2 separate regions of the Homo sapiens genome follow, and region 2 is linked to region 1. Evidence: chromatin loops called from intact Hi-C (ENCODE). Cell type or tissue: ovary. All regions are shown on one strand. Each heading gives the region's core, and the rest is flanking DNA. Links, peaks and the distances in the headings are about the cores only.

The links. A loop is a pair of places that touch in the nucleus more often than their neighbours do. Peaks named below come from ENCODE experiments on the same cell type or tissue, not always from the same donor. Only the 100,000 strongest peaks of a DNase experiment are listed, where the experiment ranks them.
Region 2: a loop joins it to region 1, with 2.1 times the contacts of the local background. A loop is called at or near these places in 2 of 110 quality-filtered maps.

Annotation. Positions count from the first base shown.
Region 1 is chr7:134,747,281-134,752,663 of GRCh38, reverse strand. All of the region lies in intron 1 of LOC124901750 (a long non-coding RNA gene), which reads left to right. It also overlaps a transcript of CALD1 not described here. Among named protein-coding and RNA genes, the nearest start is that of CALD1, 30 kb to the left of the region's middle. In ovary, for the core only: a CTCF peak has its summit at 2,341 (motif pointing right); a DNase peak (open chromatin) is centred at 2,350.
Region 2 is chr7:134,812,423-134,817,805 of GRCh38, reverse strand. All of the region lies in intron 1 of CALD1 (caldesmon 1), which reads right to left. LOC124901750 (a long non-coding RNA gene) reads left to right here. Exons shown (of 2, transcript XR_007060537.1): 1 at 1-3,142. Among named protein-coding and RNA genes, the nearest start is that of CALD1, 35 kb to the right of the region's middle. In ovary, for the core only: no CTCF peak of the experiment used is centred there; a DNase peak (open chromatin) is centred at 2,705; H3K27ac peaks cover 2,661 bases.

The sequences.
Region 1 (5,383 bases), core at 144-5,143:
CATAAATCAGGCTCGAAATTTATTGGCAGAAATAGAAGTTGCATAATTACTCGGCTGTGGTTATGCATTCTTGACACATTTATCTCCCCGAGCCTGAACTCTGTACATGCATGGACACATATGAAATTCCCCACTCATAATGCCTATTTTCTGGCACTTGGAAATAGATTTATGAAGGTACCACTGTATAATATATAGTTTCACTTTTATAATTTAGATGGTTTAGGGTAGTGATGAGAAGAAGCTAAACTTTTGTGTGCTAAAATCATAACTTATTCCTTTGAGAATCTGAGACTGGATGTACAAATGCAAACACAAAATGAAAAATAATTAATTTGGAAATTATTTGACTGGTTATTTTGACTAGCAAATTTCTTTGGCATCAGGCCGAAAGCTTCCTTTTCTGACAGGCTGAATACTCTCTACTTAGCCTATATGAAATAAGCATTCTGTCCAAGTCACACCCCCAAGATGATTCATCATGCTCTTGAAAGCTATTCCATTAAGCTCTGAGGTCTCATCTTCCTGATTCTTCTGCCACTTGAAGATCCATATTAACTTTCTCCTGGAAATCTCCTCCCAGTATGTCTTGAGCTAAAATATTGCATGAATGACATTTCTGAAAAGAAACTATACCTTGGGTGAGGAATCAAAGGACTCAAGAGTATAGATGACAAACTTTTTTTTTTGAAACAGGTATCACTCTGTCACCCAGGCTGGAGTGCAGTGGCACGATCTCGGCTCACTGCAACCTCCGTCCCCTGGCTCAAGCAATCATCCCACCTCAGCCTCCCAAGTAGCTGGGACCACAGGAGCACACCACCACACCCGCCTAATTTTGTGTATTTTTGGTAGAGATAGGGTTTCGCCATGTTGCCCAGGCTTGTCTCAAACTCCTGAGCTCAAGCGATTCACTGCCTCGGCCTCCTGAAGTGCTGGGACTACAGTTGTGAGCCACCACGCCCAGCCCTAGATGATAAGCTTATATGATCATTTTTTCTACCAACAATAAAGACTTTGAAGAGAAAGAAAAATCTGTGGGTTGAATGTACAATTACAAAGATGATAAAGAGAAGTGATATTTATGAGACAAAGCCATGGTTCTAGGTACTGGGATAAATGATGTATTCTTGGCGAGGGAAGGATATTTGACCAGAGTCTGGGTGATCCAACTGAAAAACTTTAAGTAAAGGAAGAAAGAAGGACAATCACCTTGATAAACCTATGAACATGGTTCCTATGGAAGACAACAAGTGTAAGATGAGAATATGAATAAGGGTATGGGAGATGCCTGGGAATCGCACCCCCAAAATATTGGAAGACAGAGAGGAGATGGAAATAATGCTAATAGCCTTAAAACCATTATACTAATAATAGGTGTCATTGATTGAGCACTTAGTGACTGTATATCTCTTTTCATCTTGGGAACAACCTTACAAGGTAGGTATTGTTGTTACTTTCATTTCACAGATGGAGAAAAATGAGGCTTATGGAAGTTAAATGACTTGCACAAGGACATGTACAGGTGGTAGGTAGAAAAGCAGGGATTTGGACATGGGCAATCTAGTCCAGAGGTCACTATATCATACTGTCTCAGTGTGCATTGTAAGTGAACCAAGCTTGAGGTTACACCATAATGTGATTTTTTGAGACATGGTGGGAAGGGGCTTCAGATTAAAATACAGTGATGGAGAAGCATGCCATATTCCCAAATGATAGGCTGTAATAAGGGGAGACTGAATGGTATGATATGTCAATAAGATATTCATTTGAGTAACCCAAAAACAGAAACACTGTGGAGAAGTGAGTCAGAGAAAAATGTAAGTGACCTGCTCTGGAACTTTGGTATAGGCCACCTGACCAGAAGGAGAAAATTAATCATGCATTTTGAACAGATGAAAAAAAAACAATATAGAAGTAATGTATAGAATTGGTAATTGAATATATATTTTATACAGTGGTGATGAAAAAATTCAAATATTGGGTATGTGCTAGAGAATTTGGTGGATATGCTCTTGACTTTTCAGAAGAAAGTGAAAGTAGATTTTTTTTTCTGTTAATAGCTAGGAATGGAAAGGATAAACATAGTCAAACATGTACCTCAGCTTTTGAGATGGCAGGATTTTTAAGTCTGCAGAAGCTAGGTATGGTTCTCCCAAAAGAAGGTACCTAGAAATGGCTCAAATACAATTCTAGCGGTAATCGGTAATATATGGTTCTACTAGGAAAGAAACTTGTGTCTTGGGACGCTATAAGCAGAACGTGCCACTTATAAAGTTGTGACCTCGCAACTCCAGACCCACGCTCCTGTATTCCACTGAGGCTAGGACTCTGCACAGCACCTTTCTGCTTGGCCAGCAGACACCCTGTTAGGCTCTGCCAGTAGGGGGCACCAGAGAGAGAGACCACAAGCCTGGATGGAGGAAGGGACAGGGGTTCCTTGCTCCTGTTGGTGAACAGGTCTTCAGGTCACCCCAGCAATGGCAGTGCCTTCCTGAAGCAGCAACTAAATCTAGTTTGCAGGGTTTGTTTGTTTGTTTGTTTGTTTGTTTTAACACTTGCCATATCAACCTTCCAACTTGTCCCCCAAGATAGTTGGTCTGTGTCTTGGAAATCTGGGTGTAATGAGGCCACTCTTTCAAGTTCAGAGACACCAACACCAGCCCAGCAGCTTTCTGGGAGCCCTCCCTGAAGTTTCTATGGTTCCCTTATAGAAGGCGCCTGTTTACTGGGAACTGCATTCCCTAAAGCGAGTCAAGAGCCAGCTCTTTCTATGAGAGTAAGAACCTGTTTTGTGTATCCCTGAGAAACCTATGTCAGTTCTTTAAATTAAATTACAGAAATATAGTCCACCCTTCCTTGGCATCACTGAACCTTACTGCTGTTTTCTGGAACTTTGAAAAACTCTGTAGTTTTGGCGAAACAGAATTCCTTCATGGTGTTAGAATGAGCACCTGGGTCCCTGGCTCCAGGTGCATCTTGACCTTACACAACAGGCATCCCCTGAGGCGGGATCATTCCACATCCATGCCTTACCTCACTCTTCTGGCCTTGCTTTTTTTCGCTCTTTTTGCTCAGGCTGGAGTGTAATGGCGCGATCTTAGCTCACTGCAACTTCCTGGGTTCAAGCGATTCTCCTGCCTCAGCCTCCCAAGTAGCTGGGATTACAGGCATGTGCCATCATGCCCAGCTAATTTTGTATTTTTAGTAGAGATGGGGTTTCACCATGTTGGCCAGGCTGGTCTTGAACTCCTGACCTCAAGTGATCCGCCCACCTCGGCCTCCCAAAATGCTGGAATTACAGGCGTGAGCCACCATGCCCGGCCCCTGGCCTTGCTTCTTAAAGACCCAGTCCTTGCTCTGCATCCTTGAGTCACTTCTATCTTTGGTTCCAGGGCTGAGAGGTGTTCCTTTGAAGACAAACAAATAAGTCCCTTTTCTCTTTTCATTCATTGGGCCTCATTAGACTAATCTCCACTTCTTGAAATATTATTTCTCACTAGATTCCTCTTTCCAGAAAGTCCAAACTGGGTTGTCTTATTCCATTTGAGCTGCCACAACACAATACTATAAACTGGGTGGCTTATAAATAATGAAAATGTATTTCTCACAGCTCCCGAAGTCGGGAAGTCCAAACTCAGGGCAGATTCAGGGTCTGGTGAGGATCTGCTTTCTGCCTATAGACAGTGCCTTCTTGCTGTGTCCTCACATGGTGAAAGGGGTGGGGGTCTCCCTCTAGCCTTTTTGATGAGGGCATTAATCCCATACATGAGGACTGCTCTGATGACCTAATCACCTCCCAGAGGCAGTACCTCATAATACCGTCACCTTGAGGGCTAGGATTTCAACATGAATTTTGGAGGAGAAACAAACATTCAGACCATAGAATTTCACCCTTGCCTCTACCCAAATTCATGTTTGTTTGTTTTTTTGGTTTTTTTTGGGGGGCGGGGGGATGGAGTTTCACTCTTGTTGCACAGGCTGGAATGCAATGGCACAATCTTGGCTCACTGCAACCTCTGCCTTCCAGGTTCAAGCCATTCTCCTGCCTCAGCCTCCTCAGTAGCTGGGATTACAGGTGCCTGCCACCACACCCAGCCAATTTTTTGTATTTTTAGTAGAGATAGGGCTTCACCATGTTGGCCAGGCTGGTCTCGAACTCCTGACCTCAGGTGATCCACCCACCTCAGCCTCCCAAAGTGCTGGGATTATAGGCGTGAGCCAGTGCGCCCAGCCTCATATCCTTCTTGCATGCAAAATATATTCATTTCATCCCATGAGCCCTGAAGTTTTAACTCAGTCCAGCATCAATTTAAAAGTCTGAAGTCCAGGGTCTCATCTAAATGTCATCCAAATTAGATGTGGGTGAGACCGCAGGTACTATCCATCCTGAGCTGTGAACCTTTAAAATTAAACATGTTAAGTGCTTCCAAAATAAAACGATGGGACAGGCATAGGCTAGATATTCCCATTCCAAGATGGAGAAATAGTAAAGAAAGAAGTGGCAAGTTCTGCGCAAGTCCAAAATCTTAATGCTCAAGCATAATCTTTTTGGCTCAGTGTTCCACTGTCTAGGTGCTGGGGCAGAGGTCCTGCCTTGCAGACCCACTGGGATGGCAGTCCTACCTCTGCAGCTTTGCCTGCCTTCATGGCCTTGGACAGCCCTGCCACCATAGATTTTCCAGGTGTAGCCTATGGCACAGCTCTCTCTGTTTGGAGTTGAGTGCCTGCAGTTCTCCCAGATGGGAATCACATGCTAGGGGCTCTACTGGTCTGTGGTCTCTGTGGTGTCCCCACTCGCATGGTTCCACTGGGTATTGCCTTAGTGGGGACTCTCTATGGTGGCCCCACCTTTGTGGTATTTGTCTGCCTGGGCCTATGGCTTTCCAGGGCATTCTTTGTAATCCAGGTAGAGGCAGCCATGCCCCCATGGCTTTGCTGGGTGCCAAGCATGCTGCACTGGAGCCACCTAAGCTGGCCCTGGGGCAGCCACGGGGCACAGGCATGGAGTGCAGGGAGTAGAGCCCCTGATATAAGGCTGCTCTGGGCAGCGATGGCCTTCCTTTGATATTGTTCTGCACTCCAGGACCTATGATGGGAAGGGCAGCCCCAGTGATCTCCACAATGCTTTCTGAGTCATTCTTAATCCATTGTCTCGAACAATAGGTCCTGGATTTCATTTAAATTAAATTACAGAAATACATAGTCCACCCTTCCTTGGCATCACGAATCTTACTGCTGTTTTCTGGAACTTTGAACAACTCCCTCTAGGGTTGGCGAAACAGAATTCTTTCACACTGTCAGAATGAGCACCTGGGTTCCTGGCTCCATGTGCATCTTGACCTTAGTATGAAACATCCTCTGAGGCTGGATCATTCCACAT
Region 2 (5,383 bases), core at 272-5,271, 65 kb before region 1:
GGTCTTCAATAATGGAATGAGTAAGATAATTACTACTTCACTTAGCTTTCTAAAAACTTTGCACCAATGGATTTCTGCCTTCCCAGATGATTTTTTTCTCGTTTAGCTTTTGTATACTTTGAAAAATAGAACAATGACTTTGTTCTGTCCTTCATAGGTTGGGATTTATAAAAATGATTTTGTGTGCCTCTGCAAAATGTGGAGAAGTACTGAATAAACAACAAACAATCAGGTGTTCTTCAGTTAAAGGGACAGTTTTTAGAGGAACCCCGTGGTTGTAATGAATTATTTCTTGTTTTAAAAAGACCTTCTTACCTGAATAACGTTGTGAATCACACGAATGTCAATTTCTTGGGTTTTGGTATTGCACTGTAGTTATGCAAGATGTTACTACTGGGGAAAACTGGGTACCTGGGACCTTTCTATACTATTTTGTAACTTCCTGTTAATCTTTTACTTTATTTCAAAATAAAAATGTTTAAAAATGAAAAAAATTAAAATAAATGTCAGTGGTCAAAAAGAGCAAATAAAGAAAAAAGTCCTTTCTAACCAGCTCAAGAGGGTGTATGTCCATATGTTGAGATTCTGTTTGTTAAATATAAGTCTTCTTTTAAGGTAGTCTTGTAGAAGCTCTTAGCAAGCTTGCCTACCTTGCATTCCTCCAAAGATGCACTCTTTACAATTTTGACCATAAAGGAGAATAGCAGAGATAAAAAATTTAAATAAAAATAAAACCGAAGCAGTAACAACATCCTAGCAAATGGGAACAGCTCTCCGTTGGTCTGTGCTCTACAATACTATTATAATATTTGTGACAACAAGTAATCCAATTCAATGAATTGTCTCTAATCCTCTGACAGCTACTTTTCCAAAAACAGAAGACATAATTTTTTAATAAAGCCAGGAAGGAAACAGGTTTCACAAGAGAAGTTCAAGAAGACTGAAGCTCATTGTTCTACCTTCTGACACAGTAGAGTCTCACCTATTGAAGCCATGGGATTGTCAATGAAATGTAACTAGTATGGGAAACAGTGGAAATGTCTTCTCCAGTGTCTATTTGAATACATTGATCCTATGATGGCACAGTTCACTTCAAAGTGTGCTTACTCCCTACATTTTACCCATTCGCCTGGAAACTTCTAAAATCCTCTGACCAGCTCAGTCAGAGCAACAGCATAAGCATAAATCTTCCAAATGAGTTAATGTTGCATATACAAAACAGTCTACTGATTGCTTAAATTGGCTGAAGAGAAAGGGGCTATTCAGGAATAGGTTTGGTTTCTGAGCATGTACACATGATCTAAGAATGATGTCATAAGCTCTTTCAAATATTTTGGGGTAGCTTTTAAATTGCAGACTAAATGGAACTAGTCAAATTCGCACCTTTTCCAGCATGTGAAAATTAATAAGTGGAAAATCCAAGAATCTAGCAATTTCCTTCAATAAATGGCTGCCAATGGACAAACTGTGAAGCTCTTGGATTGACATGGCCCCTGTGTTCCTCATCCTTACTTGATGCAGTGCTAGGGACACATCTATTGATTTGCAACATCACATTATATAATCAGACACTGAGATAAATTCCAATTTGACATAAAATTTAGCTTTTTTAAAGCCTATAGTCCATATTTGTGCATAACAAACTCTTGCATGATTCCAGAAAAATAAAATTTTAAAGCTGGAGATGACTACTCCTGGAGGGAAGTTATACAACTGAACTAAATTAGTAAAACTTTAGATAGGCTGAGTGAAAGCAGGATAGCACTGAGCAAAACAAATGTTCTGGATCTAGTTAAGAGGAGACAAGACAAGTTCACAAGTGAATGACCCTGGTTATCACAATTGCTATTTTGAAAGAAAGATTCTTAAGGAATTGATATTTTACAAAGGGGATATATGCCAGTTCGAGGATAGTTTTTAAAAAATTAATAGGCTTTGTTTTTCAAAGGATAGATATCTTAAAATGTTTTATTTGATAATTGGTTCTTTTGAGAATATTGTATATTTGTAAATGGTGGTAAGTATTCTGTCTATATTTTCATTTTCTCTAAACACCAAATTTCTCAGTTCCACTAATTCATTGAATTTTTCAGTTTAGTAAAAATCCTAGGCCTTGCTAGCTTCCAGAAGATAGGTAAAATTTTGGTATAGGACCTCATAGGCTCAGCTAAACATTCCTTCAACCTTAAAAAACATGAGAAATGGTTTAGAGGGTCACCCCTCTAAACAGTGAGACTTCAGATAGGTGAATGATATCATTACAGTGCATCAGAGCTATACAGCCAAAACCATGTTTAGTAAATATTCACAAAGCAAGAGTGACATGTACCAAAACCCCAAGCAGAGTTTTCCTTATCCAAGAACAATGACGGGAAACTTCTCCAGGAGGCACTGGGACTGGGAAGTCCCACTAGCACTGGGGAAAAAAGAGGCAGAAATTCTACAACTTGAGGACCAGCCGGAGAGACAACATGGAGTATATGTTCTCCTTTCATCTCTTCTTGTTCTTTGTGTCACAGACATACAAGCAATTTGATAGTTGCTTCTCAGACAATATGCACAGCCTAAATTCCAACCATATTAGTGTGTGTTGGGTTCTAACCCACTTCATCCCCAAAGGCCAGCTAGAGTTGCAGCAATCCTTGGCATCACTTGTCCGGACATGATGAGGACACAGTCACCTAAGGGACAGCAAGCAACCTAGTCAAAAGTACTGTGGCTGGCCCATGCTCCTGACATAAGAAATGAAAAGCTAGACCACGGCAAAACTGAGAATAAAGGGTAGGAAGCAGGGGCCAATGTAGGCCAATCCCAAAATCTAGGAAGCCACAGTTAAAGACTCAGATTCAGGGCTTGAAAGGAACCTAGATGTCACGTGATCCAGCTCCCTTATTTTACAGAGAAGAAATTCAAATTCAAACTGGGGGAGGCATTTATCCAAGGACACTCAGTCAAGACCAATACCCAGGTTTCTTGACTCTGTTGAGTGTTAATTCCAGGAGTCAACAGGCAAACAGTGAATCAACAATCATAGAGAGACTGTTGCTTCTTTTCCAACAGGGGTGTGCCTTCACTCTTTATCTGACCTTCTTCTGGATACAGCAAACACTTGTGGACCAGCTGCACTGAAGCATTAAACAAGGTATGGAATAAATAGCATCTTCCGTAGGGTTAGAGGAATGAAGGTGGTCCCCAGGGCTTTGTGTGCTCTTAGTAACCAACTCCTTCCCAAGCCTCCAATCAACCTCAGTAGAAAGGGAAAGGGAGCCCCAGAATTCTGTGTGTTCTTGGAAGGAAATCCCTCCACAGCAGTCCCAGTCTCACCACTACACTCTTCATGAGAGACCACTGGGACTGACTGCATGATGCCTTACATTCTGCAAGACCCCCAGGACTTCCAGCTCCTTGTGGAACCCCTACTCCCACAGCCAACTGGCTCTATGCATCTCCTGCTCTGACCCAATGTCTTTCCCCTTTCTGATTTCTCTGGAACTCCAGATAAGTCATTAGCCAAGACCCTGTATCTCAAACTCTTCTTTGAATGTTCCCTGCAACTTCATGCTCTATACTTCCTCTCGTGATTTATAGCTCTTCCGACAGCTTCCATACCCTTTGTATCACAGAGCCTGGAAGTAGACGCAATTGTCTCCTTGCTCCACAGCTATATTCCTTCCTGAAAATATTATCCTCTACCCCTCCTTGTTGCAGTCATTTCCTGATCCCTGCATTACTTCCCTTCATTTCTAGATGTTAGCTCCTGGTTTTAACTCTTTCCAATGCTACTTCTGCCATAATTCTCAGCGATTTCAACATTCATGTCTGTGATCATTCTAATACCCTGGCCTCTTAGTTCCTTGGGCTTCTGTCCTCCAATGATCTTGTGTTCCCACATGCCTCAGCCACCCACCGTCCTTTACCAGCTGACATCCCCTGATTCATCACTCTAAACACTGCTCTCCATGTAGCAAGCAGACAGGAAGCTAAATCCAGCTGGAGGAAAACACGCAGCTAAGCTAAGTGCTTTTACTTAAAATTTGTTACCAGTAATGTCAACTGGGTCCTTAGTGCTACCTGGCAAGTCTGCTGTTTCCCAAGTCCAAACATCCTCTGTTGCCTTGAAGTCTCCAAACCTCCTGCTTCCCTAACCTAGTCTTAGTTGAAGAATTTGCTTCCTTATTGAACTGAGAAAATAGAGGCAATCAGATAAGAGCATCACAGGCTTCTACCATCATATTTTCCAATATACTTACAGCTGAATCTGGATAGTTTGTCTTTACTCCTGCAACGATGCCTGATTTGTCCATGCTCCTATTGAAGGTCAACCCTACTTAGCTCTAGGTTTCATGCTCTCTTATCTACCCAAGGACATTGCTCTAGCAATTGTCACCTCTCTTATGCATCATCAATGATCTCTTTCTACTAGATTATTCTCATCATCATACAAGCATGTCAAAATATATCTAGTCTTAAGCTAAAAGAAAAAAAGAAATCTTCATTAAACCCATACAACTCTCCAGCTCCTATTCCAATCCTCTGCCCCTCTTTCAAAAAAAATTCTGAAAATGTTGTCTCTATTCACTGCTCCGAGTTCTTTTCCTCCCATCTTCTGTTGAACCCATGCCAATCAGGCTTTTTCTCTACCATCCTTGATGCTTTTCAAGATCATCAATATTTCTACATTGCCAAAGCCAATGATCAATTCTCAATTCTCATCTTAATTAATACATGAGCGTTTGACACAGTTGATCACTTCCTTCTTTTGGAAGTCCTTTCTTCATTTGGCTTCTAGCACATCTCACCCTCCTGGTTCTCTTTCTGCCCCATTGGCCACTCTTCTCAGTCTCCTTTGCTGGTCTTTACTCTGACCTTTAAATGTTGGAAGACCCTAAAAATTATCCTGGGACTGAGCTCCTCTATCTAATAACTCACTGGCTTGGTCTCGTCTTGTCTCTTGGCATTAAATACCATGCAAATGCCTGACTCCCAAAAAAATATATTCAGGACCTCTTCCCTGAACCCCAGACTTGTATATCCAACTGCTTATTTAACAATTCCAATCAAATGCCTAATTGTTGTGACAAATATAAAATGTTCAAAGCTGAACTACTGACTTGCACTCCCATAGTTCCTCCTTGTATGTTCTTCCTAAGTTTGGTAAATGAAAACACCATTATTCCAGTCTTTTAGACCAAAAACCTTGAGCTCATTTTTTTTTTTTTTTTAACTATTCTTTCCAGTGGTGCGCTGGTAAATGGATAATAGCAGTCTCTCATCTCTGAAGGGTGGGAAGTAGGAGAAGGCCTACTTCCTTGTGTAAACACTCCCGATATTGTCGATTTCTAGCTATAAGAATGGGCCCACTAAGTGGTCCTTGGAAACAGCA